Regions from separate parts of the Homo sapiens genome. Here region 2 is linked to region 1. The links are chromatin loops, found by intact Hi-C in ENCODE. Cell type or tissue: heart right ventricle. All regions are shown on one strand. Links, peaks and the distances in the headings refer to the core of each region. The heading gives the core; the rest is flanking DNA.

Region 1 (12,326 bases), core at 2,719-10,718:
AGGAGCAACCACAGGAGACATACCACCAAAGTCCCAAACCTGATGGGTAGACTCCACTGGCAGGCTTCCCCAAACTATATAAAGTAGTAATCAAATATTGTAAAATGCTAGTCGCGGAACAGATGGTTACCATCTGCAGTCCTCAAAATTAACATTTGGAAAGAGCACAACTTTGTTTCATTACTTAAAAACTCAAGCAATACTTAGTAACCAACCCAGCAAGTATGGGCGGCAGATTATTTTCAGCTCAATTATAATACTTAGTCATTCTCAGTAATAACTAGTAGAGAATACATGTGTGGGTCCACTTAGAAGAGCTAAACTAAAAATGTTTTAATTTAATTTAAAGCGTAGGTTTGCTATTATTTAAGGGGCAATGAACCTCACAGCATCATTGCTAAAACTGCAGTCAATGCCTCTGGGCCTGGCAACACTTGCCTCCCTTGCCCTGCCCTTTGGACTTGATCTTGGCCTCTGCATCCTGGCTCCCTGCCTCTGTGATGGCTCCTCCATCTTCCCAGGCAACCAAACCAAAATCATCACAGTCAACCCAGGTTCCTCCTTCTCCTCAATCCCCATGCCACTGGTTTCTTTCTTTTCTTTTCTTTTTTTATTTTTTTTTTTTTGAGACAGAGTTTCGCTCTTGTTGCCCAGGCTGGAGTGCAATGGCGCAATCTCGACCGCAACCTCCGCCTCCTGGGTTTAAGCAATTCTCCTGCCTCAGCCTCCTGAGTAGCTGGGATTACAGGTGCATGCCACCACACCCAGCTAATTTTCGTATTTTTAGTAGAGATGGGGTTTCTCCCTGTTGGTCAGGCTGGTCTCAAACTCCCGACCTCAGGTGATCCACCCACCTTGGCCTCCCAAAGTGCTAGGATTACAGGCGTGAGCCACCACACCCGGCCCCATGCCACTGGTTTCTAATTCCTATCAAATTCCACCTCTGAATGCCCCTCATATTTTTCCCTTCCTCTCTACTCCACTGCATACCCTTGGTTCAGACTCTCTCTGAGACAACTGCAACAGCCCCTAGCTGGTCTCCCTGTCTTCCAGTCCATTTTCTGCCATCCTTCTCTGCCCAACAGCCAGAGTGAATCTTTCTAAAACATAAATCTCAAAGTGTCCTGTCCTTCCTAAAACCCCTAATATCCACCCCTGCCCCCATCATTCATGGCAACTTTTCCCAAAATGTAGAACAAATACCTGAAATTACTTTAAGTAGTATACAGCCAGTATTTTTTATTGTAATGATTTTATATTTATTTTCATGTGTAATGAGGGGGGAAAAACACGTTTTCATAGGTATTAATGGCCTAAAGCAGTTTTTTCAAATGCTCATAAAACTGATTTTTTATGTATCAAATTGAAATGTGGACCCGGCAAAAATCATGAGGGTCCTGAAGTGTGGAAAGCACTGGTCTACAGAATAAAATCCAGGCTCCTGTCCATGGCCTGCAAGGCCCCTCTCGATCTGGCCCCTACCTACCCCTCATCTGCACCTCTCACCACCCACAGCCTAGTCCAGGCAAACTGAGCCCTGTATGGCACACTCCACAACAGCCCATGCTGTGTTTGCCTGTTATGGTCTCAGCACTGGGGCAGAATGTCTGGCATGGAGTAGATGTACTTACTCATTGGGGTTCTCCAGAGAAACAGAACCTATAGGAGGGAGGGTGTGTGTGTGTGTGTGTGTGTGTGTGTGTGTGTGTGTGTGTGTGTCAGAGAGAGACAGAGGTTTATTACCATGAACTGGCTCATGCAATTATGGAGATTGGCAAGTCCAAAATCTGCAGAGCCAATGTCCCAGTTCAAGCACAAAGGCTGGAAGCTGCTGTAGAACCAGGAAGAGCTGATGTCCCAGTTTGAAAGCCACAGGCAAGAGAATTCTCTTACTCAGGGGAGGCTTAGACTTTTCGTTTAAGGCCTTCAATGGATTGGAAAAGGCTCACCCATATTATAGAGGGCTGTGTGCTTTACTCCATCGAACAATTTAAATGTTAATCTCACCCGCATTGAAACACCCAGAATAATGTTTGACCAAATACCTGGGCCTCCTGTGGCCCAGCCAAGTTGACACATAAAATTAACTATCCTGGTAGACATTCAATTTCTATTTTGAACGAATCCTCCTACTTCTGCCTACAGTGCTCCTCTCTGCTTCCTGAATACCTCCTGCCTCTTCCACACTCAGCTCTGTGGTCTGGCATCTCCTCCTCAGTGCCACCATGCTCAGTGGGAGGCCTGTGGTTACCTTGAAACAGCCTTCATCACCCCTCATTACTCTAGGTCAGGCCTCTAGTTCAGGCTCTTGCTGGGGTTGCTGGAAGGGTATCCACCTGCCCTCAGGCCCCACCAGCCATTCTCCATATGGTGGTCACAGTGATTTACCAACTTCCTGAATGAAAATCTTCACTGGATGTGAAACGATAGTGTGAATTATGAATTTTCTTGGGTTATAAGACCGATGTGGTTATGTGGGAGAATCACTTTACTCTCAGGAGACGCAGGCAGAAGGATTTAGAGGTGACATGTCATCAGGTCTGCAGCCTCCTTTCAAATAGTTCAGCAAAAGACAGCACAGAGAGAAGAGTGAGGAAGATGAAGAAATGCAGCAGAATGTTCAGATCACGTTTAGATGGTAGGCATTAAGGGTGAACACCATGCTGTTATTTTAACTTCCATATATTTGGAAAATTTTCCTAATAAAAAATCGCTTTAAAAACACACCTGGCAGGAAGTCACCCAGCTTTTCTCCCTACATGTGCTCCAAGTGGCAGGAAACTCACAAGTCCCCCATTTTCGCTCTGCTCAAGCTATTGGAAAGTCCCTCCAGTTCTGAGTTAAAATTCCCCGCTGTAAAGTTCTACTCACTCCACAAAGAGCTCTACTCTTTGGGACAAAATCTTCCCTCACCTCCTCCCAAGCCCAGCTTTTCATTATTCACAGTCAACTATCCCAGCCCCTCCCTAGTCCCTTTTCCAATGTAAGCAGCGGGGAGGTGCTGTCGCCTCTCAAAGTGTCTCTGTCCCACTTGCCCTCCTCTCAACACACGTACCTTTATTTTTGATACCACTCTTAAACCTGCTGTCCCATGGGAAAACAACAGTTTGGCCATGCTCTGACCAACTCCACAGGCAGTGGCCCTGTCACCTCCTTTGACCTGGGAATTCAAGGAATGCAGCTCAGACTGCTTCTCTGCTGGGGCCCTCACGTGGCCCTGGCATTTGGCTCAAAGGCATTTTTCCATGTGCTGCTCTTTTTTTCTTTTTTCTTTTTTTTTTTTTGAGACGGCATTTCGCTCTCGTTCCCCAGGCTGTAGTGCAATGGCGCAATCTTGGCTCACTGCAACCTCTGCCTCCCGGGTTCAAGCAATTCTCCTGCCTCAGCCTCCCCAGTAGCTGGGATTACATGTCCATGCCACGATGCCCGGCTAATTTTTCTATTTTTAGTAGAGACGGAGTTTCGCCATGTCGGCCAGTCTCAAACTCCTGACCTCAGGTGATCCACCTGCCTTGGCCTCCCAAAGTGCTGTGATTATAGGTGTGAGCCACTGCACCCGGCTCCATGAGCTGTTCTTAAGTCTCTTTCCCCATCTTTTATTTTATGAGGTCATTCCAGAGTCACAATCTGCCACCATCCTTAGGGGGGTCTGTTATATCAACTCAATTCAACAAAATAAGAGCACAGAAACAGTCACACCCCAGGTAAACACAGGGTAAAGACAAAGAGAAAGACAGTAACCCTATATACTGTAAGCATCAGTCAACTACGCCATGCCATTCAGAGCATCTAGCACCTGTACAACTCTGGACCCAGCCCTAGGACCACAGAGATGAACAGTCTGGTGTACCTAGCTCTCTGACCCAGAGCCTTCTGCAAAGCCGATGGCTCCCATCCAGGGAATGAGTAGGACATGCCAAGTTTGAGAGCTTTTCATGTTACCTCATTTAATCCTCACAACAATATTTTAAGGGAGGTATCATTAGTCCCATTTTATAGATGAGGAAACTGAGGCCCTGAGAGGTTAAGTAATTTGCCAAGAGCAACAAGGCTAGTATAGAGCAAGGCCCGGAATAGAACCTAGGTCTATTTGATTCCAAAGACTATGCCCTTATCTGCTTCGTGAATCTACCTGCTATGTCTGAGCCACTCATAAAAATACTGACCAGATCAGGGCTAAGGACCCCACAAAGAACTCTGGCAGGGTTCATGCATGACCAGGTTCAAGCACTTATAAAGGCACTTGACTGCACTATTATCCAGTACTCCTCAATCTTCTCTACAAAACCTTGCTCCATGCCTTTCTGAAACCCAAGGACATCGTCTGCAGCTTCCCCCTGCATATAGATGGAAAAAAAAAATCAAAAGAAAGAAAGAGTCACCAGGCTGACATCAATTACACAGATAAAGGAAAGGAGCAACTAAAGAAATGCTTAACAACAAAGCTCTTACCAAATCCAAAGGAGAATATGACAGAATTTTTAAAAAGAGAAAATAAAGCTACAAAGGGAATTTCCTGGAAGCCAAGTGTTATCACTGGCACAGATGTTGAGAAGCAGGCCCACAGTCCCATTTAACCCCACTGTCCTTTTCCCTAATCTATGTCCCGATATAGGCACCTAAAAATAAGTGGGAAAAAGTCATATATTAAAAAAAGACGAAAGAATGGAACTGCAGAAAATAACCAGAAATTATGCCCTATTGAGCACTGATACACGCTAAATTAAGCCTGCACAGGCCATTTTTTAAATATGCAATTACTCTTCTTGAAGGGAAAAGTTGAAAAATAGGAATGGAGTGGTTTTGCTTCCCACCCCCACCCACTCCAGGGCTCCATCTTGCACATCTGTGTTCTCCCAAGCTAGCAATGGGGCAGCAATCCCTGCCTCCCCCAGTCCCTCTCCTACATAGCCAAGGCTCTAAAGTCCCCTCACCCCCTCCCTGCCCCCTTCATCCCTGTTGGCATTACCTTGGTTCCCAGCTTTGTACCCATACCTGGCTGGGACTATCCGAATACCTCCTGATCTGTCTCCCTCCTTCCAGCCCAATCCACATGGTGCCACCCAAGAACACTTCCTAAAAAGCACACCCTGTCACTCCCCTTCCTCAGAACCTCTGTAGAGAGTTCTCTACCCATGGCCTTCTGAGATCTGTTTCAATCCCTCTCATCAGTCTCCCCTCCTGCTGTCCTTCCCACACTTCCTGCATTTTAGCCACAGACTGAACTTGGAGGACTCTGGGATCAGACAGTCTGGGTTCAAATCCTGGTTCTATCACCTGCTAGTTCTAGGACCCTGGACGAGTTTCTTAACTTCTATCTCGAAGTCTGTTCCCCATCTGTCAATGCGGTCCCTAATAAATAGTATTTCCTACATAGGACTGTTGTAAGGATGAAATAACGCTCCTAGACTACTAAGCATGATGCCTGGCACACACTACATGTTTCCTACTAACTGTTATTGTTAATACCATCTCTGAAACATGCTGTGCTTTCCCCTACCTTGACTTCTTCACCTGCCTCAAGAATTCCCCTTCATCCTTAGAGATCCAGTTCCCTGTCACCTCCTTCAGGCTTTCATCCCATGCTGTTCACACCCCTATTACAGTCATCACACTGCTCTGTAATCACTTATTGTGATTATAATCGATGTGACAGAACTTAGAGCAGGTTTTGGAGACAAAGAACCCTAGTTTAAAAGCCTACCTCTGCTATCTACTAGCTGTGTAATCCTGGCCAACCTGGTTGACTTCTCTGGACTTCTGCTTCCCCCACTGTAAACTGGAGAAAAGAATAACCCACCTCACAGGGGTTTTGTAAAGACCAACCTAGCTAACTTATGGAAAGTGCCTAGCACAGGGGCTGGCACATCTTAAGTGCTTGAACATCTTTTTTTTTTTTTTTTTGTCCTGAGACAGGGTCTCACTCTGTCACCCAGGCTGGAGTACAGTAGCATGATCAGGGATCACTGCAGTCACAACTGCCCGGGCTCAAACGATTCTACCTCAGCCTCTCAAGTGGCCGGGATCACAGGCACACGCCACCACGTCTGGCTAATTTTTTTAATTATTTATAGAAACGAAGTCTTACTATGTTGCCCAGGCTGGTCTCAAAATTCTAGGCTCAAGTGATCCTCTTTCCTCAGCCTCCTACGGTGCTGAGATTATGGGCATGAGCCACTGCGCCCAGCGTTGAACATCTTACCCTTTCCTACTTTATTTGGCTTTCTGTTCCTTGCTGACTGTAAGCTTCTGAAGAACAAGAAACTATACTGTATTAGTTCAACACCTGTGAAATGAAGGGAAATTAGTAAGAAAAATATATATACGGTTATTAGTCACTCCTCCACAGTTTATAGTACCTGAACCATAACAGAAGTTCCATAGATGTCAATTGATTCCCAAGTTACCAGAGGAAACTAAAGCCAGCAGGAAACTGTCCTGAAGTCAAGAACCTATGGCAGGTGAACCCAGAAAACATTACGCTAAGTGAACAAACCCAGTCACAAGGGGCTACTTAATGTATGATTCCATTTATACGAAACATCCAGAATAGGCAAAAGTACAGAGACAGAAGTACATTGGTGGTTGCCTAGGGCTGGGAGAATGGGAGTAGATGGGAGGGGGGAGTGACAGCTAAAGGAGGTGTTTCTTTTGGGGGGTAATGTTCTAAAACATTATGGTGACAGCTGCACAACTCTGCAAACACACTAAAAGACACTGAATTGTGCACTTTAGATGGGTGAACTGTATGCTTCGTGAATTATATCTCAATAAAACTTTTTAAAACAATAACCACAAAAAGGATCAATCCTAGGAGCGAAAGGGTTTTGGCCACGGAGCAACTTGCTCTTACGCAGAAGCATAAATCATCACGACAAGGTTGCTCCGGCCACCGGGTGCCGCGGGCAGAGGGACGGTGGAGGGGACATTCTCCTTTTAAAAGTGGCCAGGCCCGTGAGCCTCTGAGAGGCTGGCCTCCGGGCTGCCCCGGACCTCGCGCCCCTAGCTCGCGCTGCAGGCCTTTCCTGCTCCTCCGAGGCCGCCCGGCCAGGCCTGCGTCAAGCCCGGGCGCCGCGCTCCGGTGCACTCAGCTCTCCGGTGGAAGAGCGCAGACCGCAAGGGAAAAGGTGCCGGCGCGGGTCGCCCCTAGGTCTTCAATAGATCCGAGGACACCCGAGGCCTCCACATCCCTAGCCCGCCCCCGCCACCCAGTGGCTCCGGCCGCCGCTGCCCCCGCGCCCCCGCCCTCGGCCTCGGCCTGCGCAGCGCGGCTCACCAGCCTCCAGGGGAACGCCAGCCCCGGACGCCGCCGCGGCGACGAGTGCGCCTGCGCCCCGGGGACTGAGCGGCACCGCCCCTGCCCGGCGACGGTGAGCCCAGCGCCCTCTGCCGGCCGCGCGCGGGACTCGGGGTCCTACTGGGTGCCTCTTCCTAGATCCGACCCCACCCAGTTGAAAGCTGTCCCCACTAACAGCCTTCGTTACCTGTTACCTCAAACACCCACTCTGCCTTCTGGCTGTTGCTACGCCGGATATAAGCCCTAAAGGCACTCTCTCCTCCTTATTCCTGAATATGGATTGTGCTATGAATATGGGGTGTTCAAGATCTCTGAAAGGCTTGCTGGAGGACTTTTCCTGAACCTCTCGTGTTGATGACAAGAATTGTGTTTGGATAGGAATCTGCGTTTTGAATCATTTCACCAAATTACAGTCCCATAACACCTGTCAAAAGAATAAATATGACAGTAATAAGCATGCTTCCTTTCAGACCCATCTATAATTATAATTGAGGAAAATAATACAAAATTTAAACTTAGAGCTACTGCCAGTATCATTCTTTGAAAATGAAATAATGCTGTTTATTAAATAGGCTCTCCCTGCTCTCTAATGTTTAAAGCTCAAGTGCTTCTCTGAATTGATTTAAATACAAGTTTTATATCCTGAAAGAAATCAAGATGAGTCATTATCTTAAGACAAACCCCCCTGTTCAATGATGCTGCTGATCTCTCAGCTGATGTCTAAGCGGGAGTTAGGTTGTTAGTGGATAATATTGCTTCTGTTCACGTCTCTCTTCTCCAGGGCTTTTTAAACCTGTTTGTAACGAAAAGGCTGATTTCCTTCAGACTCCATGTGTCGTTGATTTAACAGGACAACTTCTTACAGGTTTTTCTTTTTCCTTTTTCTTTTTTTTTTTTTAAGTAAAACATTGCTCCCCGGTGGCACCTGGGAATCTGTTTTTCTTCTCTTAGGATAAGAGAAGCAGGGATATTTCTTAACGGAAGTTTTGTTTTGTTCCTAACTCCCTTTAGAGCTTCCTCTTTTCTTTTTTTTTCTCTTCACCTAACATACTAGACTTCCCTCAAATCGGGGGTGGGGGATGGGAAGGTGGGGTTCCCTCCCTTGAAATATTCAGATAATTGCTTCCATTTATTTTAAAGATGTAGACTTGGACAAATATATCTGAAAGATACAATTGTACCCTCATAAATCAGCCCTCTTATTTACACATGCATAATCAAGGGCACGTCATTAATGCAGAGCCAATCAATAAATCATTAAGCTTTTAAAGCCCTTATTAAGAACAATCTGCAGTAACATCATCCACTCCTGTGCTCAGTCTTAGGATCATTTAATAATTTTAAGAAATTTCACAGTCTGTTCTGTAGTCTCATCTCCCTTTTGTTCCTAGATAGCTGTATTCCTGCATCAGAAACATGGTTCTAATACCTAGATCTCATAAAATATTGAAGATGCAAGCTGTTTGCTTTACCTCTGAAAGGCTCCACCTTCAGAATCACTTGTGCCTCTTCCAATTTTACAAACGCACAAGATTTTAACTTTCACAACAATTTCTTATAAACATCCAAATACTAAGAAAAAAAAATCCAAAGTAGGAGAGATTTGAACAATAATCTCTAATTTTTTTTCCAAGTCACAATGGAAACCTAGATTTGAAAATAATTGAATTTGAACCTTTCAACTTGACAGCAACCTTAGGTTCTTACAGCTTCAATAGTAAAATGAAATAATTTTTACTAGTCCAAACATTCACTTAAAATGACACCAGTCTCATAATCTGATAAAACCCCAACCATTTTTACCATGTCATTTTCCTATACACTGAAATTTTAGCAGATGAACCCCCTTATGTCAGACAGTGCATGATATTTACAGATAAACAAAATAGAAAGACCTTTTACTTGAGAAATTAGTCACCCACTGTCCAGGGGACATGTTCGCACAGGGGAGTTTATTGACTTTCCTAAGAAATACACCACATTCTCTTGATTTCTGACATTATGTCATTTAGCCTGACAACTGCAGATTTGTAACCAGTATTTGTAGGGAAAGATACAAGAAGTCCTGACGTTTCCAGTTTAAACCTGTTTTTAGATTTCAAAGAGAAATGATAACGTTTGCATCCTCTGATTAAATCAGGTTATTGTCTCCAAGGGTGACCATGTAAATAATTCAAATTAATTCATCAGTGTACAATAGGTTTAATAAGCATAATAAACACTTTTAAGAAAATACTTAAGACCCTCGGTCTGCCCTCGATCTTGCTCCCTATTATCTCAGATTTCCCTGAGAACAGAATGAGTGGTACCACGTTGTTCTCTTCTATTCAAAATATGCAAAGCTGCTATTTACCAGCTTGCAATTTGCATGTCTCAAATCCTGCCAGAACACAGGGTGAGGGCCATGGGGTGATGGGTGAATATGCCAGAAGAGGACACCAGGGGCGAAAATGGAAAATGGGGTGAACAGATTTTCCTTACCCCAGCGTATTGCAAAACACAACTCTTGCTGACTACTCAAGATTTAAGACAATAAAAATATTGGGTATGAAAGGTTATGTGAAATCTCAGACATCTAGTTTGTTTTTCTTTAATTGCTGGGCAAAAGAAAGGGATGAGCAAGGATTTCAATATTTTTATAAAAGGGAACACAAGAGGAAAAAGGGTACAATTGTGACTATTTACAACATACACTTGGAGATTAATTTATGGGCTGGGTTTCAGCCTTCCTGGTCCTCCATACTATGTTACTTTCTGCAGCACCATAAATCCAACTTTGCTGACTGGTATATGTCATTCTCTGTTTCTAGTGTGTTCTGTAGTAATTTATTAACAGTGACCACATGTGAAACCACATTGGTGATCAGATGTATGTTATCTCTGAATATGTCCCCACTTTTTTTATCTCTTGAAAATATGTTCTATGTCTCATGATTTCAAATTGTAAATAACATACACACATACACATAATGTTTTGTATGAATCACCTTTGGAATGGAATTTCTTTTTCATAAAAATTTCAAGTGCATGCTGGATGTGTATGTGGCAATATTACCAAAGGAGTGAATGCGCTTGGGAACATTCTTCTTTTTTGCATTTTGACAGCATTTGACTAAAGATCCACTTAAAATTACCTTGCTCACAAAGTGTAATTCTGTTTCCACTGACTATATCTGCAGTGTCTTGAGATGTCCAGAGACAAGAATTACATGCCACCATTAATAGGAATGGAGACGGTAAGAAATAATCAACTTTATTAAATAGGATTATTTGAAGAAAGAGGAGAGACAAAGGGGTGAAGAGGAGAAGGAGAGAAAGAAGAAAGTGAAAAGGAGGGAAGTGGAGAATAAGTAAAAGTAGAAGGGAGTTATCCTGTTGATGCTGTCCCCAAGAGAAAGGGATGATAGAGTTTTAAGTGTAGCAGCCCAGAAAAAAAAAAAAAGGCAACGTTAATGAAGGGAAATCATTTATCGGCTTGGCCAGGAAATTGGGTGTTCTGGTCAGTCAACTACATGGTTAATAGTTACCTTCCACTTCAGCAAACATCTGTTGAGACTCCTTCATGTGCAAAACTCCATGCAAGACCCTGGGTCATAGCGGAGGCCTCTGAACTCTATCCCTGCCATGCGGGCTCTCCTGTCCTTCTCCACTATGGTTAGAGACAGGTATAGTCTTGTCGCTGTCCTGCTGTAGTCCCCTTAATGACTTCTCCGTGTTCTCTGAATACATACGCCAAACTCCTTACCATGTCCTATGAGGCCCTCCAGGGTCTGGCCTCTTAAGCTTCCATCCATGTCCCCGTCCTCTGTAGCAGCCACAGTGGCCTTTCAGACACTCATTGTATCGTGTCCTTCTGCCCTGCTCCTCCTTTAGATCCCAGCTAATAGATCTCTTCCTCGCCTTCCCTGACATCCACATTCCCACCCCATAATGGAGCAGGTCCCCCCACCCAAAGAGTAGACTGTACTTTTCTCCATGGCATGCATCACAATTTATAGTTACATATACCCCAATTTGGACTCCCCCCAGAGAGGCCCCCAAAGCAAGGATTTGAGAACAACTAGTTCATTTGAAAGGTGGTTCTAGAAAACACTAAGTGAGAAAATAGGGAAGTGAGGCTGGGTACAGTGGCTCACACCTGTAATCCCAGCACTTTGGGAGGCCAAAGTGGGTGGATCTCCTGAGATCAGGAGTTCAAGACCAGCCTGGTCAACATGATGAGAGCCCCATCTCTCCTAAAAATACAAAAATTAACTAGCCAGGCATGGTGGTGATAGCTTGTAATCCCAGCTACTCAGGAGGCTGAGTCAGGAGAATCGTTTGAACCCAGGAGGCGGAGGTTGTAGTGAGTGCGCCCTTACACTCCAGCCTGAGCGACAAGAGTGAAACTCCATCATAAAAAAAAAAAAGAAAGAAAAGAAAAGAAAGAAAGGAAGGAAGGAAGCGGGGAAGTGAGGCAAGGAAAAGAAGGCAGCCTGTGAAGAGAGCCTTCCCAAGCAAGTTACCACCAGGGACCACTGAGCTTCGTCCTGCTGGGGAAACAGTGTGGAACCCACACCTTGGTTATCCCACCCTGGGGTATTTATACACCAATTCCTGTTTGTTACAGGTCACACAGTGCTCTCGGGGGCACTAACTCCCTGGTACTTCTAGCCTGCCATGATCTCAGGCAAAGAGATACAGATGCTGGCAGTTGGAAATCAGCCGGGTATACTGCAGTGGTAAGGCGAAAGGGTGGGGCACTGACAGTTGTGGTAGTTACATATACATGGACATTTACACATAATACATACATATATATGTGTGGGTACATGTAGATAGATATGCATTTGTGTTATTATATCAGTCATATCTCTCTCTGCACTAGAGCCCCATGAGTGAGAGCTGGGACTGAGTAGCAGTATCCCACCCAGTGCCTAGGCCTCACTTCCTGTGGTCCACCATTAAAATCACTCTCTTACCAACACCCTCAACTCCCTGGTTCCTCTTGGCCTCTGTCACACTCACTCTGGATGAATCTACCATCCTC
Region 2 (12,326 bases), core at 2,964-10,963, 340 kb after region 1:
CTGCCCCTGCGGGGCTGTGGGCTGAACACAGGGTTCAGGCTAGGTACCCCATCCAGTGGGACCCCAAATCTGAGCATGGCAGCTGCCCCCTGAGCTCCTATGAGGTGGAGACGTCACACAGTGGCTGAGCGTAAGCTCAAGGATCTGGTGCGGGTGGAAGGAGGAAGAAGGGCGCACCCCCTGCTGGCTCCCCCTCCCCGTGGGACTCCCTTTCCTTTCCAGGCGGGGATATAAGCCCCGAAAGGAAAGCCCTGAGCAGAGGAGGCCTCAGCTTGACCTGTCCCAGTGCGCCCTTGAAACTTTCCTCGCCTTCCACCTCCTGCTCATCTGCTTCACAAGCTGTCGCTGTGAGTGGCTGGAGCTCAAGCATGGTCTGGTACTAGGAAATCCAGGCTGTTTTGTGGGGAAACTGAGGCTGGGATGGTGGAAGCTGGGGGTGAGTGGTGGGAAACTGGATTGGAGGGGGCCATTGGAGGTGGGAAGGAGGCCCGGGAGTCCCGTTGCCAGCACAACCCTCTTTAATCTACCTCTCTGGACAGCAGCGGGGGTGGGGGTGGGGTTACGTCAGGCAGGGCTTATGTCCCTCTGACAGATTAGGAAACTGAGGCAGGAGACGGTGCAGTGCCGGAGAACATATGGCAAGCTGGTGGCTGAACCTTGGTCCGCTACCAGCCCCAGGGAGAGCACCGGAGCACGGCCCCGACGGCAGCCGCAGCCTCCCGCCGTGGAGGGTCGAGGCTCGGAATGACCCACACCCCAATGTCGCCTTCCCAGGTGGTGTCGGTTCGCAGGTCGTGGCCTCTCATGGCCACGGTGCTTTTGGCCCTGCTCGTCTACCTGGGGGCGCTGGTCGACGCCTACCCCATCAAACCCGAGGCTCCCGGCGAAGACGCCTTCCTGGGGTAGCTGAGCCGCTGCTACGCCTATCCTCGCCACTACCTCATCCTGGTCACTCAGCCGTCGTGAGCGCAGGCGCGGGGCGGGCGGAGCGGGACCCCTGGGGCTCTCCCCCTGCGGCCCCGCTCCACCGGGGGCGTGGCTAGATCTGACCGCGCCCTTCCAGGCCCCGCCCTCAGGTATGGGAAACTAGGCCGCCCGGTCGCGCGCCTCTCCAAAACGTTCTTCCCAGACTGCGAGGACCGCCTCGGCAGGTGGCGGTAAAAGCGCCCCCATCAAGTCACATAACATCCTGCCTCCGAGAGCGCGGTCTGGCCCCACCCTGGTCCATCACTTACGACGTCTCCCAGGCTTGCCTCCCCGGATCGGATTCCTTTCCCTTCGATCCCGCAGGCCGGAGGCGCAGACCTGTGGTGAGGACACCCGAGGCCTCCTGGGAGACCTGCAGACCACGCCCACCTCATTTACATGTTCACTCCCGACCCTGGAAACCCGGATTTCGCCTCCGGACAGCGGCGTCTGGGCAGGGTTCGGGTACTGCAGTCCCGCGTCTGGATGCCCCCGCCCCCTGAGCTGCAGGGCTGTGTGTGGTCCTTCCCTGGTCCCAAAATAAAGAGCGAATTGCACAGAAACGGAATGTGTGCCTTTGTATTTTCTTTCCTTTCTCCTTCGTGGAGGTGGCGTCTCGTGGAAGTGGAGGGTGGAGGCGTGGGGGCCAGAGGAGAGAAAACCTACTCGGACAGAGGCGCTCCAGGACAAGGCTGGGGCGAGCGCGGGGGTTCCCTCTGCTCGGAGCCCAAGGAAAATTCGACCACCCAGCCTGGGGCTGGACAGCGCCCAGACCAGGGGCTGCTGTGGAAGGAACTCTAGTTGAGTGGGGGCAGGGGTGGATGGGTTTCTGGAAAAAGGGGCAGGGAGCGTGGACAGGAGCCGCGGGAGAGGCAGGTAATTTCTACCGTCCCCCTTTCCCCGAGCAGAGGAGCAATGGGGAGTGTGGAGGCTGCCCGATCGCTAAAAAACCGCCCTCTCTCATCTCGCTGAATCCACACTCAGTGGATAAGTCAGGAATTGTGCTTTCCTAGTGACAAGGCCATAGGGACACCCTCCCATGTACCCCCCTCCCCTGGACTAGATACTGAAGCCTAAGGGCGCTGTGGATGTTTAAACTCACCATTCTGCACCGATTCCAGAGCCTGCCTGTAGGGTGATCTCCCCTGACATGCACCCTTTCCTGCCCCTTTCCTCCAAGAAGCTTGCCTTGATTGCCTAATTGCACTCTTCCTGCCCTCTCTGGCTGCCCAGCTCTCAGGGCCTCTGCTCTATTCACTGAGACTTCTGTCTGTGTCTTTGTGTCTTGTCTCCCTCCTGGGGCCTCAGGAAGGAAAGGCCTATGTCTCCTTCCTCAGCCTCCTGTATCTATGGGATGTCTCCAGATGCAGCCTCCTGTATCTATGGGATGTCTCCTGGGCCTCTAGTTCAGCAAGACCTGCCCAAATCTTGCAGGGGGCTAGGAGATGAGGGGGAGAATCAGGGTTGAGGCCAAAGCCTTTGACCCAGAGAGGGTGAAAAGGACAGGAAGACTGCAGGCATCCCTGTGTGGATCAGGGTTTTGAAGTACTGTTTGCAGTTCCATGGCTCTGGAAGAAGAGAAGACTCTAAAGCTAACTCTGCCATAGCTGCAGAGGAGGTCCCTGCTTGGACACAGGTCCCCAGGGGGCCACAGGGCTCTGACACCCACCCTCCCCTGTGCTGCCCTCCAGCCTCCCTGGAGGTAGAGCTGAAAGGGTGAAGCTGAAGAGGCAGCTGTAGGTCACTGGCTATGTGGATTCTGATGCTCTGTGCCTTTGCCCAGGCCACTGTCCCTGCTTGCAGAGAGCCCTTTCCCTCTCTTCAGCCTGGAAGATACTCTCAGGATAGTGGTCACCTCCTCCCGGAAGCCTTGCCTGATTTCCTGGGGATGGAGTTAGTTTCTCTGGCTCCCTCTCCCCACTCATTATCTTAGACCCACTTTCCATCCCATTTTGCTGCCTGTCTTCTCTCCTGCGATAGGACAGGTGGGATGGGAGCATACAGTGGCTACCCGGAGCTTCAGCTCACTGTGTGGGTGGGGAGTGGGAGGATGTGTCTGTGCGCTGGTGTCTGTGATCCCTTATCTATTGGTCTGCCTGGGAGAGCTGTAGTCAGTTTAAGGTGGATGGAAGAGAGACCTGGTATGAATTAGGCATGACCACAGACAATTTTTGCCCAGCTTGTCATGTCTCATTGACCATCAGTGACATGGGTCCACCTCATGTTCATTTTGAAGAGTGTTGAGCAGTTTAGGGTAATAATATTATTAATAACTATTATTAGTATAATAATTAATATAATAGCAATAATTACCTTTTCCAAAAAGCACTTATTTATGTGCTAGACTCTGAGCTGTTCGTTTTACATATATGATATTACTAGGATATTGATTTGGCTTAAAAAAACAGATAGAATTAACAGTGACTTAAACAGAAAGGAAATTTATTTCTCTTACCTGAAATGCAAGTGACATCTGGGGAGCTGGCCTCTCTGCTCCACGAGGGCATCCAAAAGCCCAGGCTCCTCATTTGTGGCTTCCCCATGCCCTCATCTATGTCATTGACAGGACTGAAGACAGCCTGCCATGACCTCATCTGTGTTCCAGCCAGTGGCAAGTGGGGGAAGGGAGAGGGTAGGTGCTCTGGTTACTATGTTGTATAATAAGTTACCCTAAAACTTGGCAGCCTCAAACAACCATTGTATGTCACTCATGATGTTGTGGGTCAGGACCAGGAAGCGCTCACCTCAGCAGTTCTCGCTTTGAGTCTCACATGCGGATACCATCAGAGGCTGGCAGATCTGCAGTTATCTAAATGATCCACCGGGCTGATGCCTGAGGAGTCTCACTCCCATGCTGGTGCCGGCTGTTGAGTTCAGCCGGGGCTGTTGACTGTCGTACCTACAAATGGGCTCTCCAGCACGATATTCTTGGGGTAGTTGGACTTACATTGTAGCTGGCTTCCCGCTTATTTCCAGAGAATTGGATGAAGATGGCATTGCTATTTAGTTTGCTAGGGCTGCTGTAGCAGGACGAGTCGCAGACAAAACTCCTGAGACACCGGATTAAAGAAGGAAGAGGTTTTTTATTCGGCCGGGAGCATCAGCAGACTCGCATCTTAAGAGCCGAGCTCCCCGAAAAAGAAATTCCTAGCCCTTTGAAGGGCTTACAACTCTAAGGGGTCTACGTGAAAGAGTCATAATAGATCAAGTAAGTGTGAGGAATGTGACTGTGGGCTACCTACATCAGCTAACACTACAAAAAGTTTTACAGTGCTTTCTCACACAATGTCTGGAATTTACAGATAACACCAGTAGTTTTGGTCAGGGGTTAATATTATTATCATTTTAACCACCAGGGCCAGGTGGTGGCGCCAAGGTCGTCTAGCTATTTATCTTTCTTCTGTTTCTTTCCAACTTTTTGCTTTCTCCCTTTTCTCCTGTCTTATAAACTAGGGAAAAGGGGAGGTTGGGGAGAAACTGGGAAGGACAACAGGAGAAGTGGTGGTCTCGTACCATATTCCCCCCCTTTGAGAATTTTCACTTTTTAGTGGGAGTTCTCACTCTCATCCTCACTTTCTGAGTCTCTTTGCGAGATAGAGCGATAGTGATTCATATAATACACGTGTGCTGAAGTTTTTTGATGAACCAAAGTAGCAACAAAACATTTTATCATTTGAAAAAGCAAGGGTAATACACAGGGGAGCAGCAAGCAAGTTCCTATTACTAGCACTACACCTACAATGAGGGTTTTTAATCCTCCTGTAGCTGGAAACCATTTTCCAAAGAAAGACTCAGGATCAAACTCGTGCCAAACCTGTACAGACACATGTGCCACCTTTGTCATGTCCCTGACTATGTTTTCAACCACCTGTCCTTGATCATCTATTTGTAGGCAGCAACTGGTTAAGTTAAATTTTTCACAAACTCCTCCTTCAGCTGCTAGCAAGTAGTCCAAGGCCAGCCTATTCTGAGAGATAGCATTCCTCATTTGGGTTTCCTGCCAAGCTAAAACAGTCAAAGTTTCATTAGTAATTATTTCTAAGATGGCCTGCAACCATATGATCTGATTGAGCATGTAGATGGGGATTCAGTATCCCCATGAGCTGTCTTGTGCCCATGCGGCAGGCCCATAATACTGTATGATCCTTTCAGGGGGCCACTCATTATCTTTCCAGTTTCCTATAACTATGCCTCTCTTGGGAGGCATAGACAGGGAAACCTAGGAGCTCACCCGTTTTTATGGGTAATAAGAAAAAGGACGGCTTAATAGTGCCAATAACACAACTGCCTGCCCATTTATTAGGTAACCGAATGTAGGCTCCGTGCCCACATATCCAGTATAGTCCAGCGGGAGCTGCCCAGTCCTGATGAGATTCTGGATGAGCCCAGGCAGTTTTTAATTTAGAAAATTTACTAAATGGGTTCTTTTCAGTGTGGTTTAGGCCCCACCAAGTAATTGTCTTTGTTGTGCTGTTGTACAACTTCTGTCCTATACAATTAAGCTTTCTTACAGGGATGATAAAGACTTTCCCTTCTCTAGCTATACAGTATTGTCCAATAATTGAGGTTTTTAGGACCCAGAAGTTGCTAGCTTGGGCCTTCTGAACTGGAATTACATCAGGAGCTGGATCAGTAGGCACCAACTCTCGGGCTTCCCAAGGCCATCGGTCTCCGATAGTGGTTCCCCCGCATACATAACAAGAAGTAACATTAAGGGAATGAGCTACATTTTCTGCTGATTGGATAAACAAATTTTTTGTCTTTTTCGGAAGTTCTGGTGCTGGCAGATTCAGCTCCTCATAAAAGGTTTGAAATACTGGCTTGGGAGAGCGCTTGTGGACCTCCCCTCTAATTAAAATGGCAACTTGGGGGTTTAACCCCGTCCCATCGATCCCCAGGGTTACACGTTCTCCCTTTTTCTAATGGGGATCTAGGGGATTGGTAATTATTAGTTCTAGTGGGTTACAGTGACCGGCAGCACAGGAAGGGTTGGCTTCCCCCTTCTGAAGATGAACCGGGTCTTTTTTGTTCTTTTTCCAAGTAGCCCAAATAACACATGGCCAAAAGGCACAATTTTCACAATCCCCTGACTCATGACAAACATATTTATTTTCTACTCTGTAGCTCCTTTCCCAGTTAAGAGAACCACATTCTGTTCCTAGTTTGTTACTATTAATGGCTGCACAAGCATCAAATCTTAAAATTATTTGTTTGGGGATTCCTTTTTCTTCTGTTCTAGTTATTATTTTACTTGTGTCACCTAGGAAAAGGCTAGTTCTTAATCTTGTTTCAAAAATGGTGGTTGCAGGGGGCTCAGATGGGTTATAACACACATCAGGTGGGTCATTTCCCAGGCTACATACCTTGTACTGAGTGGCATTATACAAACAAGTTTCTTTTAACATTCCCATATATTCATAATAACTATAGAACAGAAAGATTGTTTTAATTTGCTGTCCTACCTCAGTGACCTGATGAATACACTGGGAACAGTCCCCAGTTTGAGTAAGGTCAGTTGAAGCCCTTACTGTGTAAGTCCAGAATTTAAGAAAAATGAATCCCACGATGAGCTTCCTCATGCTTCGGCCGTGCGTGGACCAGTCAGCTTCTGGGTGTGACTGGAGCAGGGCTTGTCGTCTTCCTCAGGGTCACTCTGCAAGGGTCGTCTGGGCTTGGTCTTGCCTCCCAGGTTTCAGGTGCTGCAGGTTTTACACGGCTGTGGTGGATCCAGGCTGGGATTCCCTCTACCTTCACAGCGGTGGGAGTGGTCAGGACGACAGACTACGGTCTTTCCACCGTGGGCACAAAGAAGTTACGTTCCAGTCCTTGATCCACACTCGATTACCTGGGGAGAAAGGGTGAACTGGGGAGAATAAGCTAACAGGGCATCTCTCATTTACCCAGGCTGAGATTGTTTGTGTAATTTTTCCTAAAGCCTGTAGTTGTCGCTGTAACTCAATTTCACCTAACTCTCGGGGAGTGCCTGGAAGTCCCTGCAATATGGGAGGGGGCCTATGATACAATATTTCATAAGGGGAATATCCTGTTCTTTTAGAAGGGGTACATCTAATTTTAAATAATACCATAGGGAGAGCCTGTATCCATTTTAATCCTGTTTCCTGACATACTTTCCCTAAGCTATTTTTGATAGTCCAATTCATCGACTCCACCTTTCTGGAACTCTGAGGCCGGTAGGCAGCATGCAGTTTCCATGTGTTCCCCAATACCTTTGCCCTCTTCTGTACCAAGTCAGCCACAAATGCTGGCCCATTATCTGAGCCGATCCGTAAGGGCAGTCCAAATCTAGGAATAGGATCTCGAAGAAGCACACAGGTTACTTCACGAGCTTTCTCAGTTTGTGCTGGATAAGCCTCCACCCACCAGAGTAGGTACACACAAGAACTAGTAAATACTTGTTACCTCCACACTTTGGCATCTCTGTGAAGTCCACCTGGACATCTTCAAAGGGGGCTGCTCCATAAGCTTGTATGACGGGCGGAACAGCTGGACCTTGCTTCGCATTATGCTTTGGGCAGGTAACACACCGCTGCGTCACCGTTTTGGCAAGGGCTGACAAATGCAAGATGTAGAAATACCGGACTAACAACTTTTCAAGTGACTCCTGGCCTAGATGGGTGGTTTTATGCACAGCCAGCACAACTGCGGCTCCTAGCAGCTGTGGCACAGCTTCTCTCCCATCTGGTAACCGAATCCATCCTTCCTCCATCACTTGTCCTCCCTCTGCCTGGAGAAAGTCCTTTTCTTCTTTAGAATAAGTAGGTAAAAGATCAGGCGCTTGAGGGAGCAGGGGTGCTGTGACTGATGCCCGGAAGGGGGCAGATGCTGCTTTTCGAGCCTCTAAGTCAGCGCGGGAATTCCGCAAACCCACCAAGGTGGAAGCTCGCTGGTGTCCTCTGCAATGCATAACGGCCACCTTGTGTGGTTTCCATACTGCTTCTAATAATTGCAAGATTTCTTGTTGATATTTTATGTCCTTTCCCCCAGAGTTCAATAGGCGCTTTTCTTTATATAATGCTCCATGCACTTGAAGGGTTAAAAAGGCATACCGAGAGTCAGTGTAAATGTTGACAGTCTTACCTTCACTGAGTTCTAAGGCCTGAATGAAAGCAATGAGTTCAGCTTTCTGGGCTGAAGTGCCCTGGGGCAACGATCTGGCTTCAACAACAGTGCCCAGGGTTACCACCGCACACCCTGCAAATCTCTCTCCTTGTGGGTTGATGAAGCTGCTCCAATCCACGTATAGTTCCCAGTCTACTGATGCCCAAGGCTGGTCCCAGAGGTCAGGTCTGCTAGAGTAAACTGAGTCCAATACTTCTACACAATCATGCTTGACAGGGCTCTCTGATACCGGGAGCAAGGTAGTGGGGTTCAGGGTGTTACAAACTTCAGTGGTTATACGGGGATTTTCACAGAGCAAACTTTGGTACTTAGTGAGTCTAGCATTCGCTAGCTAATGATGTCCTTTAGTATTCGTTAAAGTCACCACAGCATGGGGGGCCTTTATGTTCAGGTTTTGCCCAAGAGTCAGCTTATCTGCTTCTTGTACTAGCAGGGCAGTTGGTGCCAAGGCCCTCAAACATGGGGGCCATCCTTTAGCAACCCCGTCTAGTTGTTTAGAGAGATAGGCCACCGGCCTCAGCCAGGGCCCCACAGTTTGGGTTAAAACTCCAACTGCCATCTTTTCTCTCTCTGACACATACAATGTAAAAGGCTTTGTCAGATCGGATAGCCCCAGGGCTGGGGCTGACATAAGTTTTTCCTTTAACTCATGAAAGGCTTGCTGTTGCTGGGATCCCCATTCAAAAGGTCCCGGTCCCCCCCACTTTGTGACCTCACACAAAGGCTTAGCTAATACTGCAAAGTTTGGGATCCACAGTCTGCAAAACCCCGCAGCTCCTAAGAATTCTCTCACCTGCCTTCTGGTCTTAGGCTCTGGCAGATTGCAAATGACCTGCTTTCTTCCTGATCCCAGGCTGCGCTCCCCCTGTCGGATAGTAAATCCCAAGTAATGTACGTGCTGTTGGCAGATCTGAGCTTTTTTCTTGGACACCTTATACCCACAGTCCTCCAGGTGCCGGAGTAGTGTGTCTGTTCCCTTGGCGCACCCGACTGCCGTGGGGTGTCCCAGCAAAAGATCAACATACTGGAGCAACACACAGCCTAGGTCTCTGGTGGGAAACTTCTGGTGGTCTCGAGCCAACACCTCCCCAAAGATGGTGGGGGAGTTCTTGAACCCTTGGGGAACCCGGGTCCAAGTGTACTGAGTAGTGACACCTGACTCCGGATCTTCCCACTGAAAGGCAAATAGCTTCTGGCTCTCAGGGGCTAATCTGATGCTAAAGAAAGCGTCTTTCAGGTCCAAGCAGGTGAAGCAGCTGTCCTCAGCTGGCAGCAACCCCAACAATGTGTACGGGTTAGGTACTGTTGGATGTAAAGTCACTGTAGCTTGATTAACCAAGCGCAAATCCTGTACCGGCCTGTAGTCCTTGGTCCCAGGCTTGGGAACAGGCAGGAGGAGAGTGTTCCGTGGAGACTGACAAGGAACTTTAATTCCAAAGGTTCTTAGGCACTTGAGATGGACCTGGATACCTTCAAGAGCTTCTCTGGGGACCGGGTACTGTTTTTGCCTAACCAGCTGGTCCCCAGGCTTAACTTCTATAAGTATGGGGGCTTGGTTGACTGCCAACCCTGGAGGGTTGTCTTCAGGCCACACTCTTGGCCACCACTTAGCCAGAGCTGGTCTTATCTCTTGGCTCAACTCAGTTAAGAAAAGTCTCCATTCCTCCTCTCGGGGGACCGTAAGGGTCATAATGACTCCCGTTCTGGGTAACTTTAGCAGCAAAGAGCCATGCTCTGTAAAAGAGATAGTGGCTCTCAGCTTGCTAAGCAAGTCCCTTCCCAACAAGGGCAAGGGACAGTCAGGCATGTACAAAAACTGATGAATCACTTTATGTCCTCCTACAGTACAAGTCCGGGGCAAGCAGAAAGCTTGTTTTGCTGAAACTCCCGTGGCTCCGATTATGTCAATAGTCTTTTTGGATAAGGGGGCGACCGGGGCGGTTACTACCGAATGTTCAGCACCGGTATCTACAAGAAAATCAATGTCTTTACCCCCAACTGTCATCCTGACCATAGGCTCTTTGGGGGCCCTTGAGCCCAGTCCCCCTCAGTCCAATAACCCTTCTGCCAGGTTGAGCAGGGCCCCTTCCTCCTTGTCTGGTGCCTCCTGCTCCAAGTCACCTTGTTTTCCTTTTAGCTGAGAGCACTTGTTCTTCCAATGTCCTATTTCTTTACAATAAGCACACTGATTACGCTGCAAGCTCTGACAGCCAGGCTGAGTTTCTTTCCCGGGGCCCCCCTTCCCTTGCCTCTTTGGGGGGTCCCCTCTGATTGCTGCAGCTAACAGATCAGCGTTTCGCTGGGCCTGACGTTCATTCTCTTTCTGGTTTTCCTTACGGCTTACTGCATCCCTGTTTACAAACACCTGGTTAGCTATTTCTAATAACTGTGATGTGTTCATCCTTGCAAACCCAGCCTGTTTCTGCAGTTTTCTTCTAATGTCTTCTGTGCTTTGAATAACTAAAGCCATGTTAATCATGCACTGATTTTCAGGGCTATCGGGATCAAAGGGAGTATACATACGATAGGCCTCACACAGTCTCTCGTAGAATTGTGCTGGACTTTCTTCTTTTCTCTGAATGACCTCAGAGACCTTGTTAATGTTTGTGGCCTTCTGGGCTCCCCTCTTTAATCCTTCCAAGAGAGCTTCCCTGTATCGGTTTAGCCTTTGCATATCCTGTCTTTCATTTGGGTCCCACTGGGGGTAGGTTCCCAGTAACTGGGTCCTTACATCCTCTTGGGGGTTTTTGTAATCAGTCGGTGCATGTTCCTCTAGCCACTTAGTTGCTGCTTGGAGCACTCTCCGCCTTTCATCTGTGTTAAAGAGGAACATGAGCAACTGGTGGCAATCAGCCCTAGTGGGGTTATGGGTCTGGATAATAGTTTGGAGCAAATCAATTAGAGCTTGTGGCTTTTCAGTATAGGATGGGGTATTGCTTTTCCAGTTGAGAAGGTGGGCAGAGGTGAAGGGCTGGTACCCAAAAACACACCTCTCCACCACGTGACCATCCTCATCTATACCAGTATACTGCTGCTCTCTCAGGGGCATTTGTATCCCAGTTTTGTGTCTTAAACGAGCTGCCAAGGGAGGGGTTTCTCCCGAGGCTTCACCTCCTCTCTTGTCTACTGTGGGTGGCCTAAGGATATGTTTGTCTTGCGGAGGTACAAGCACTGTGGAATCAAAAGTGGGGAGCCCCTCTCCCTGGTAAGGGGAGGGCACCACTGGGATCACTGGTGCCATCTCCTGCAATGTATCTTCTGATGTTGGGTTGAACAGAACTTTAGGAGTTGGTTTCCCTCAGACGGTGGAGCGGGATCCTTCCTTGGCTATCTGTCCCTTTGCTACTAGCACTGCTGCTGCCTGCCCTCTTAGCCACTGTGGGGGCTCTAGCACCAGCTGTAACCAAGTGTCTATGCATGGGAACTGGTCTGAGTGTCCTGACTTACCAGTTACCTTGTGCCATACCTTAGAAACAAGGGACCTGTCCAGGCTTCCTTCTGATGGCCAACCCACTTCTAATGTTGGCCAATCTATTTCACACAAAGTTCTAAGTTTCCCTGGTGTCATAGTAACCCCATAGTGTCCATTAAATCCCTTCTTAAAATTTTTCAACACAGTTCCTAGCGGAGTAGGCTTACTTTGTGTCTGACCCGTGTTTCCTCAAGACAAAACACCAAGCTTACACCACACACACACCACAGAACAAAGAACAGGTAAAAAGGGCACACACACACTTTTTCAGTTTACACCAAACCAGAATCAAAACCAAAATCCGAGTATCCAGAAGTCCAAGCCAGGTCAAAACCAAAACCAAAATATCAAGCAATTCAAGTCAAGTCAAAAACAAAAACCAAAGTGCCGGTACAGGCACGCCATGGGTGATCAGGCCACGCTTCCACTCAGATGGAGTGGGCAAGTTCCAAAGACCAGTCTTACCAAGTTTCAAATGTCCGGACTCCAAGTGCCCATTCCTTCCCGGTGTTCAGCCACTGCGTTGATCCTCCACAGGGGCCTGCCACGCACTGCTCTGATGAGGCGTTCCACCGGGGCAATTGCCTACCCGGGAGTGGTCTCAGGATCTGCGTCACTCAAGCTGGCCAGAGTCCCCCACAGGGATGCTCCACAGGGCAGGCCTAAGCCACCTAAGGGGCTGCCTCGACCCTCCGTCCATCAATTACCTCGCTTCCCAGGCAGGGAACCAAGAAATGTAGCAGGATGA

What was found. A loop is a pair of places that touch in the nucleus more often than their neighbours do. Peaks named below come from ENCODE experiments on the same cell type or tissue, not always from the same donor. Only the 100,000 strongest peaks of a DNase experiment are listed, where the experiment ranks them.
Region 2: it touches region 1 in a loop (6-fold over the local background); 13 of 110 quality-filtered maps call a loop at or near these places.

The regions. Positions count from the first base shown.
Region 1 is chr17:27,886,041-27,898,366 of GRCh38, forward strand. It overlaps LYRM9 (LYR motif containing 9), which reads right to left and starts at 7,325. Exons shown (of 4, transcript NM_001076680.3): 1 at 7,277-7,325. RefSeq lists enhancers at 2,043-2,994, 2,995-3,946 and a silencer at 6,957-7,506. In heart right ventricle, for the core only: a CTCF peak has its summit at 7,400 (motif pointing left); a DNase peak (open chromatin) is centred at 7,321; H3K4me3 peaks cover 1,517 bases; H3K27ac peaks cover 2,017 bases.
Region 2 is chr17:28,226,532-28,238,857 of GRCh38, forward strand. It overlaps LOC105371710 (a long non-coding RNA gene), which reads right to left and starts at 1,309. Exons shown (of 4, transcript XR_934638.2): 1 at 1,236-1,309. It also overlaps the pseudogene PYY2. RefSeq lists enhancers at 1-291, 942-1,591, 1,592-2,241. In heart right ventricle, for the core only: a CTCF peak has its summit at 6,924; no DNase peak of the experiment used is centred there; H3K27me3 peaks cover 2,878 bases.